Regions from separate parts of the Homo sapiens genome. Here region 1 is linked to region 2. The links are chromatin loops, found by intact Hi-C in ENCODE. Cell type or tissue: ascending aorta. All regions are shown on one strand.

Region 1 (5,000 bases), 440 kb before region 2:
CAATAGCCATGGAAATCCATGATCTCAGTATATCCATCATACACCAGTTACACATAAACACCACAGCCATCTACAGTCAGAAGCTAATGTCTAAACTTTCCTAGAACTCCAGCCCTTATCGGTTGCTTGCACATGCAGATACAAAGCATGTAATCAATCAACAACTAAGAGCGGAAACAAAAGCTGTAATTGTAAAATTGATAGCCTTCTGCTTTTGGATTTTAAGTCTACTAACACCCCTACCCCCCAACCCCTGCTCCTGCCACAACAATAAATAAATAAATAAATAATCACTTCCTAATGAAATTGATTCCTCCTTTTTTGCTTCCCTGAATTCTTCTCATTGCAAAATTCCACTTTTTCAAAGAAGCTTTCCTTGATCTTTCCAGGGAAGTCATCGTTCTCATTTTTGCACCCCTACAGTACTGTTCATATCTAGCATTTATTACACATTTTTATCTATTGGTTTATCCATCTACACACATTTCATGGTATATTGTTCTGTCCTCAGGTATTTAAAGATCCGTAAGACTGGGTCCTGCCTTAAATTCTTTTATACCTTTCAAATCCTTAGCATTATGCATTAAACAGGTGTGTGGCAATATTTTGAATGCCACTTTTTAAAAAGTTTGGCTTTTTCACGCATGGTTAGAGTGACCTTTGCACACAAAAGGAGCATCTACTATATATTACTTCGGTTCACAACCACAAAATTTAGTAAAATAAAAAGAATAATTGGGAGATTTCAAGAAATCCTCTAGCTTTATAAAGCAGATAGAGAGTGGAATTGTGTTTTAATAAAAACATACGAGCAGCTTCAAATAATGGCGGATACATTTAAACTGTATTAAAATATCTTCAGAATCAGCAAACTTGATTAGGATTCTCCCAGAGGCTTCACACACTGAAACCAGATATTTATTATTCCAGGGAAAGGAGGCCCAATTTTAAAAAATTCATCTTATTAGTTATTAGCCACCCCATGCAGCAGCTTCCCGGAAGGCAGAGGAAGACAGGCTCACAATGATGAGTTTCAAACCAATGGAAGCTGAGTGTGTCCCTCAAGTCTTCCATGCCTGCCTGGGCACCACTCCCCAGGGCTGAGAGAATTCAGCCCAAAGCAATGCGCTGGAGAGATCAGAGGGGAACGCTGGATCCCGAGCAGTGGCCGCGGGCTGGCTGCGCTCACCCTCCGGTTCCGGGTCAGAGGAACGCTCAGGCTGGTACCCGCGCCAACCCCAGTTTCCTCCCACCAGGCAGCGACTCGGCGGCCAAACCCGAGGCTTCAGGAACCGGACCTCCATCCGCAGCTGCAATTCTGGGGATCAGGGAGTTCTAGTTCCAGGGCCGATTTCTGCTGGGAAATTAGGCTTTGGGGTCCACGCACCTCACCCCTATTTTCTACAAAACTTTGTGTCTTTCTCCAAATAAGAATTCATACCAAGTTGGAACTAGCCCACCCTACCCCAGCGGGTCCACTCCCCTCCAGCCTTCGAACGGCACCTACTCACAGCGCCTCCCAGCCCCGGGAAAGGGGGAAGGCTCAGGTGTGCGGGATCCCCAGGCTGAGTGGCGAGCGGGCTGGCGGGCATGCTGTCACCTTGTGGTCCGCCACTCCGAGGTATCCGTCCAGTGGCCGCGGTCCCGCGGGGACCCCGGGGCGCTGCTGGGTGCTGCTCTCCGCCGCCGGCTGCGAGCTGCCGGTGGCCGACGCCTGCTGCTGCTGTTGCTGCTGCTGCTGCTGCTGCTGCGGGGGCCGCTCCTTCTGGCCGCCGAGGCTGCTGTACACTAGCAACAAGCTGGTGCACATGGTGGTGAGCGCTAAACACACTGCCAGACCATGGCGCTGCGGGCGGGCGGGAGAGAGAAGAGGAGAGCGGCTGAGCGCAGACACCGGAGGAGCGCGCCCAGCGGGGACAACTGTGCGGTGGTCACTCTAGTGGGGGAGATTTGGGGCGGCCTGGGCCCCAGCCCCGCCGCACGCAACTGGGACAGAGAAAGCACCGTCCCCTAGCGTATCGCAAGGGATGCTCCGGGCGCGTCGCTGCTTTCGGCCGCCGCCGCCCAGATCTCTCGGTAGAGGGCAGGTGGTGTACGGCCCCGGGCTGAGGGAGGGAGCGCGCCGGGGCCGAGGACAGGGGTGGGTTTGCACTTTGGGGAAGGGCCCGTCTGGCGCAGCCACCCCAGCCAAGCTGCTGGAATTTTGAGTCCTTCACACCCCTCCTTTCCTGGGGCCCTGGATCCTTGCGATCCTTGCAAGTTTGAAATCTAAGAAAACGAAGAAAGTCTGCAAAGGTCCCCCCTCCCCGTCCCTCTTAGTTTTTGGCAGGCTGTTGCTTTTGGGCACCCCCATCCCTTGAGCAATCTGCCCACTCCTCCATCGCTCCTGCAGCTCTCCGCCACCCCCTCGGACCTCTCGCCGGAGATCTAGGAGGCGAGGCAACCCCGAGTTCCCATCCTGGCTCTGGGATTCCGAGCCAGGCAGAGCTGGAGAATCGGGAGGGAACGCGGAGCGGGTAGAAAGTTGTCCCTTTGTAACAGGCGACCTCGCGGCCCAGGGTTAGGCGTCTCGGAGTCTCCACGGTGCGTCCCGTGGACCCTGAGCCCGGGGATCCCCCTCTTTGCCCGGTGGAGTTGCCACAACTGACTCACCATCAGGGTCTTCATTTTGGGCACCTCTTTTGTGCAGAATCCTCAGGCTCGCGCGTCCGGGGCCACTTTTTCCTGGAGGGTTTCCATGATGGGTAATGGGGCGGAGGCGGCTCTGATTTTTGCCCAGCAGCCGGCCGCGGCAGATCGCGCGCGGGAGCCGCGGGACCCGGGAAGCGCGGCTGTTGCAGAGATTAGAGACAGAATTAAAACTGAACCGGACCCTCGTAGTCTCTCAGCGATCTACACAACTGCCGCCTGCCGCCGCCTGCTGGGTCCTAAAGACCTCTACATCCCCTTCCCCGCCCCCAAATAATAATCTTTTCAGTAGTGAAATTTCTGGGGAGAGAGAGTTAACCGAGCCAGTGTACCCACTTCTTGGTCCGCGGGCTTATTTATCTTTAAAGAAGTCATCAAGTAGTAAAGAAGGAGAACCTGATTGGATTCTGAACGTGATAGCCATGTGAAAATCTGCAACCTAAATTTTCTGTTTTGCGATGTTGATAAAAACAAATCAACCTCCCAAATGTCAATAACTCTATTTATAGCGTTTGCGTTTATGTACGTAGCATAGAGAAATACATGATGAAATTATTTTTCTTAAAAAATTATTTATTATTCCGTTTTTCAATTGCTCACTTTCTTATTTTCTCTTCTCTCTTAATTTTAATTTTACTTTATCAGATTCAGTTATTCTCATGCATTCTTTAGATAATATTTCATCTCAATTATTTCATTTATTATTTTCATTGAATATTACAATTTACATTTCTGCCTGACCTCTGAGTTTCCTAGTGTTCATCTAAATGATCTTAAAGTTTTAAAAACATTCAGCACGTCACAGCTACATGATTAACTTGACCTGTAGATTCTTCCTAATTTGGATGAAGAATTTCTGTCTGCTAGAGATAAAACTGCATATGGCTTATTTCATAATCCTAAGGTATTTGGTGCTTTCCGTTGGTCTACTGCACTGACGGCGATAGTTTCACATTCAGGACTTCAATTAAAATTAAAAAAACATAAGTATTGTTTTATGTTGGGAAAGTCACATCAATAGCTTGTTTTAAGGATGCTGTCTCCTCTGCATTGAATTACAAATGGCATTTGTTAAATGTCTAATTTAGCTAAAAACATATTTCTTGTGAAATTGCTCAGTGAAAATAGTTGTCTTAATGTATTACTTAACATCTCACCTGTAGCAGTGTAATGTTAAAGATTACATTAAGATGGAAATGATCAGCAGGCCTACTGAACCATGGGCACAATAAGAGCTTTCTCAAGGCCAAAGAAGGCATTACAATCCATTTTTAATCTTCCCTAATCTATTGCTGGACTGATGATACAACAGGAACTATTTTTATCTTATGAGGCATCCTTCCATACTTAGTATTAAGAAAGTTAAAATTATTGGTGCAATAATGAATATCAGTGCAACGTGTTTGGGAGAGGGCAAGAAAGCACACGATTTAGCCTTTCAAGGAAAAGCAAAATAGGAAGCACTGTCCAACATTGCCAGCCTTGAAACTATTTATTCAGTTTGTGCTTTAGGCATGAATAGTACCAGTTGTTAGGGCAGGAAAAGCAGCAGCCAGAGGAGAATCTTACCAGGTCTTGGCAATTCTTTATTGTATGGTTGCACTTGACACTCAAATTAATGAAACAAAGGACCAACTTGATGAATCACTGCAAGCAGATTATCTGTGTTTCTCCAGGGATCCTTTTAGATGCTATTAGAAGCAGCTCCTGCATTTTTCAGGATTATTCCCCCTCCATCTAGCAAGTTGCCCAGTGACTGATGAAACAGTTCTAATATATTTTGCCATGCCAAACAGAGGCATCATATCTATGATTTAAGTTCATGGCAGCATGTTGGACATCTGTTACACTGTATGTCTGACCAAATTCATTAAGCTTATGGGTTTTTTTTTCCCCTCCTGGGATAGCAGTTAGCTAGTTGCTAAATCTACTTATGAAATGGCCAGGGTAAATTTAAAAATGTAATTCAGAGCTTGATTTGAAAGATTTCAAGGTCTTGGCTTTTACATATTTGATTAGATTAATGCAGCCATTTCAGGCATTCTGGCTTGAGAGCCAAATGGACAAGATAGGGTGAGGGAAACGAGATAAAGAAAACAAGTCATAGAATTTACTTCAATTTGATGATCATTAATGATTGCCACTTATTTGGTGGTTCTGTATTAGAGAATACAGTGGTGAATAAGACAGACCTTCTCCTCTAAGAGCTCACAACCTAATATGTGTGTGTGTATGCACGTGTGTTGAGACAAGTTCATGACTAGGCAATAAAAGACAGAGTACTATAGATTCAACACAAATTTATCAAGCAC
Region 2 (5,000 bases):
AGGTGGGACTTGAGAAAGTCACTAGATTTGCCCTGGTCTTAGGTTTCCTTACCCATTAAATAAGTGTGTTGTGCTCACTTCTGAGTTTCTTTGCTGAGATCTCTGTACCACTAAGGAGACCATGAAGTTGGCAACAGAGATTCTTGAGCTATGCATGAAATTCCAAAAAGCCAAACAGTAATCATTTATTTACCCAATACAAAATCTTATTTGAAACATCTACTTTTTTGGATTAAATTATATCACCTCAATGTTCCCCTGGTTATCAGAATCTCTCATGAAAGTTAAACAATCATGTGCCACACAGTGACATTTCAGTCAGAGATGAGCCGCATATATGACCATGGTCTCATAGGATTATAAACGGAGCTGAAAAATTCCTATAGCCAACTGATGTCGTAACTGTCATAGCATCATAGTACAACGCATTACTCATGTGTTTGTGGTGATGCTGGTTTAGGTAAACTACTGCATGTCCAGCCATATAAAAGTATAACACATACAATTATGTACAGTATATAATACTTGATAATGATAATAAACAACTATGTTACTAGGCTTATGTATTTACTTTATTTTTCATCATTATTTTAGAGGGCATTCTCTCTCTCTCTTTCTCTCTCTCCCTATATATATATATATGTACAGATATATATATATATATCTGTAAAACAGCTGCAGGCAGGTCTTTCAGGCAGTATTCCACAAGAAGGCATTGCTATCATAGGAGATGACAGCTCCATGCATGTTGTTGTCTCTGAAGATCTTCCAGTGAGACAAGATGTGAAGGTGGAAGACAGCGATATTGGTGATGCTGACCCTGTGTAGGCCTAGGATAATGAACTAACAATCCCAAACAACCTCATGTTACCCACTCAACAACTGGGTAGTGTCACCTATGTGTGTCAGATGCTATTTGAGGGGGCAGAGAGGTAAACAACAAGTTATGCCCTCATGGTGCTTACAGTCTAATAAGGGAAGACAGAAAATAGCAAACACATATCAGGCCATAACAAGTAACATAAAGGAAAATAGAGTTTGAAAAGCAGAAAAGGGAGAGTTGGGGGTGGGAGAGTGTTGTCAAAAAAGGGCTCTCTTATAAGGCGACATTTGAATCAAGACCTAAAGAAAATGGGGCAAAAGTCATGTAGATTTCTGGAGGGACTCCAGAAATCCTGAGTTATAGAATATATGCTTTTCAAAACAGGAAGATGATTCATCGTCTATATTATCATAAACTTTACTTAAGCTAACATATTTATGAGCTCATCTTCTGGGCTGACTCCAGGATTATAGACAAAGCACATGGTCTTGATTTCTTAACAGGGCTGTGGGCAACACAGTGAAATCTCTAGTCCATTGATTATCTGACACTGAGGTAAAGCCTGGATTTTGGCACAATACTTATTTTTGCTGCCTCAAGAACATATCTTAGTTCACTTTCTATCCTTGTGGTCAAGACATTTTTAGTTCACTTTGAGATTTGGTCTCTCTCGGCAAGGTTTCTCAGCTACTTTCATTTCTTCTCTACTGACATCCTGATGAACATGGTTTATAAATATTAAAAATAAGGAGGTGAGACCAGATGCAAAGAACTTGCCAATGAATGTCAGAAGTTCCGACGAGTTCCCAGTAAAATTAGAGAATGTGTTTCAAGTATCAGTGGATTCCCCACATCTAGAACAATGACTGACACCTACTTAGCACCCAGGGGATATGTGCTCAAGGAATGTTTGTAAAAGACTGCATTTCTGTGCTGCCTATCTCAAACCAAAATAAAAGCTCTGCCTTAAAAAAAGAGCTTGGTGTGAGTGTACGCGGGTGAGGGCGTATGGTTGTATGTTAGTAAACAGGATGTTTTCTCTTTTATGAGAAACACAGCAGCTGCTAGTTACGCTCCTAATAGGGGAAGTTGCTACTTTTGCATCCTTGAAAGCCCCTATTTGCATAGGCGCTATACAGAAGGCAGACATTAGAAATGAAAACAGTATCTGATCACCAAATCTCACTGGCACTGAAAAGTTCTGCCTCTAGTTTGTGATTTTTGAAATGTGGATGTGCTGACAACAAAATTAACTTCTCCAAAGAGCTGAGAACTCTCATCATCCCTCTCACTATAATTTACATGACTTGACAAAATTAAACTGTTATTTTCATCGGGGTGATCTGCAAAATCATAAAACGATGTGTATTTTTGGGAATGCCTAATTAACTCTCCTTAGTTCCACTGAGATTTCAGCTACGAATATAAGCATTGCAAATATCACGGAGGTGTTCACATCTAGCTTTAGCAACCACAAAGAGACTCAAAGGACTCAAAACAAAAATCTCTTTAGAAATCAGACAAGGATGAGAATTCAAATCAAATGGTGAACCTATGGGGTAAAATCAGGTATACACTGATTTGCCCAAACTTGCCTTGCATCAAATAGCCAGAAATACTTGAATAGGTGAAGCCAATATTAAGAATCAAAACAGCAGAATTACAGACCTACATACACAAGTCCATCTTTAGTAACAGTTTTAATCACAAACATTAACTAATATCGACCAAGCTGTTTGTCACAAAAGTTTGCTTTAACATATAATCAGCATCTGAAGTGAGAGCCACATTTCCTCAACAATTGCCAGCACCTTGTGTCATACTTATAAATAATGGGTTACTCCTATTGAGCACCATCTGCTTAATAGAGAAAAATGTTCATCTTAATTAGGAAACTCTTCTTATTATTTAATATTTATTGAACACCCACAATGTGCTTGGCAGCAAAAGCACCAGGAACATGATCTTTGCCCACCAAGAATCCACCTGCTAAGGAAATATGATGAACCAGTTATATAGTCATTTCTGTTTCTTAACACATTTTATGTATCTCTTTCCAGATGACAGAACTGCCAATGGTTCACTTTTGGAAGGGTCTTCTCTCCCAATTAAGATGGGATGGCGAGCTGTCAGATGAGTAATGAGTGAAGTAAAGATAAAGAGAAGATAAAGAGCAAATTAATTACAATCACTATGAAGCAAAAGTGAAATTTGCTCAATGGAATAAAATTTAATGCACTCCTAAATAAAACCAACTGTGTTTGCTATGAACTCACAGGTTAAGACTAGAAGACATATCAGAAATATAGAACATGTCATGAAAAAGTCACCTTGGAATAGCAACCATTCTTTGTTTTGCATTTACCTTCGGAGCTTTTGTACCTCCACAATGATACAGCTGATGTAGTGTAGGACACTCATTTCATTACGAGGATATTAACACCTTTGTTAGTAAAGATTTAATGGTCAAAAATCTACTATCAACTAGAAGAATTAAGATAGATTGACAATCCTTCCCAAAAGCTCCCAACTATATCCCCTTCTCTCTCTACTACCCTCCAATCAACAAAAGTTCAAGAAAATTTCATAAGTTTAATATTAAAACTGTGTAGAGAAGTATTTTAGGAGAGAATAAACAACCTATTCACGTCAGAAGAATGTTATTACATGCCTGTAATAGTGCCTTTGCATGAGTTATCTAGTAATAACTTTAGTTCTCCTTTTAGTGAAGATTATAAAGAAAAAGAAAATATGTTTTTGCTCCAATTGTTGAATATCTCAGATAAGACTGTTTTCCACATTCTAAATTTTAACCAGTTCTCTGCTCTGCATGGTTTCCATGTTTCTGTAAAGGGTTGCCTATCCATTTTGCCAGTAGAGCTTAATAAATGTTTCTGTTCTTTTTCAATGCTTCTCATTAAATTGTATGCTTCCCTCATACCACCTTCTTCATAAAAAAAGCATACAATAAATGAAAAAGAACGCTTGGCTTTGGTCATAATATTCCTTTCTTTTCAGCAATGCCAATCGCAGGGCTAGAAACTCCAAGGAAATGGCCCTAGTTATCCATTTCTAACATGATAAGTCAGAGAACTGAATGCTGTTTGTGATCTTCCGTTTGTAGATATACTTCCTAGATAACTACCTCACCCAGATAACATAGGCAAAAAAGAAATTACATATTATTGGAGGTAATGCTGTGATGATGGCAGTTGTCAAACAGTGCTAATCTGAACTACACGGCAGAAGGAAAATGACTAACTCATACACTGTCAGGGTAATAAATACCTAATGAGCAAAATTGCAAAGCAAATAGCAGGTTGAACATACACACAAATGTTGATTCTTGATTCAAAAGTCAGAGAACAGAGTGATTTGTCTCTCTGTCTAGAATGATGAAGCATCACTCCCTTATAAGCTACTGAGCAGCACCATCTGGTATAATTACAGAGGAGCAAGATCTTAAGAAAGTGAAGAATAAAATGACAGAGTTGCAGTAGGACTTTCACAGGAGGTTAAAAAACTCCTCGCCGTGAAAAATATCATAACAAAAATAGTGCTAGATGTTCGTGCAACAATATGCCAATAGAATAAAGATTATAGGACCAAATGTTCAAAATAATTGAATGTGACTTGATATCTTAGAATTCTTTATCACGGTAGTTCTTGAAGTGTGATCCCAGGACCAGCAGCAACATTGCCTGGAATTCTGTTAGAAATGCAAACTCTTGGGCCTCAATCCAAGCATACCAACCCAGAAAGTCCAGGAATGAGCCCAGCAATCTGTGTTTTAATCAGCACCCCTTGTAATTCTGATGCAAGCTCACGTTTGAGAACCGCTGTTCTACTAATCCAAATAAGAATGAGACATTTTTGCTGTTTCCCCTGGATACCAAAGAAATCAGAAATCAATTCTGTTTAAACAACTGGTCCATGTGTTGAAGAATAAAAATCAGTCAGACCAGTTCCTTGAGTGCAATGATGATCTCTTGGATAAGACAGCTTCAATACTAGCACCTTTTTGTAAAACAACAGCAGAAAAAACAGCCTTAAACTTGTAACTTAATTGCACTGTTTCTGAGTGGATGCATTTTTTTCTTTAAGCGATTAAAGACCCCCATGATAACTTTTTGCAAGTTTGCCTGAATCCTTTATTCAATTGTTTTTCCACCTCTAG

Evidence for each region. A loop is a pair of places that touch in the nucleus more often than their neighbours do. Peaks named below come from ENCODE experiments on the same cell type or tissue, not always from the same donor. Only the 100,000 strongest peaks of a DNase experiment are listed, where the experiment ranks them.
Region 1: a loop joins it to region 2, with 2.4 times the contacts of the local background. A loop is called at or near these places in 2 of 110 quality-filtered maps.

Annotation. Positions count from the first base shown.
Region 1 is chr1:76,865,343-76,870,342 of GRCh38, reverse strand. It overlaps ST6GALNAC5 (ST6 N-acetylgalactosaminide alpha-2,6-sialyltransferase 5), which reads right to left and starts at 2,863. Exons shown (of 5, transcript NM_030965.3): 1 at 2,653-2,863; 2 at 1,601-1,846. The coding sequence starts at 2,667. RefSeq lists an enhancer at 1,779-1,988. In ascending aorta, CTCF peaks have their summits at 2,060 and 2,916 (motif pointing left); DNase peaks (open chromatin) are centred at 1,172, 1,842 and 2,812; H3K4me3 peaks cover 3,782 bases; H3K27ac peaks cover 2,935 bases; H3K27me3 peaks cover 295 bases.
Region 2 is chr1:76,422,209-76,427,208 of GRCh38, reverse strand. The region is part of intron 3 of ST6GALNAC3 (ST6 N-acetylgalactosaminide alpha-2,6-sialyltransferase 3); the gene reads right to left. Among named protein-coding and RNA genes, the nearest start is that of ST6GALNAC3, 350 kb to the right of the region's middle. RefSeq lists an enhancer at 1,361-1,600. In ascending aorta, no CTCF peak of the experiment used is centred here; no DNase peak of the experiment used is centred here; H3K4me3 peaks cover 1,679 bases; H3K27ac peaks cover 3,966 bases.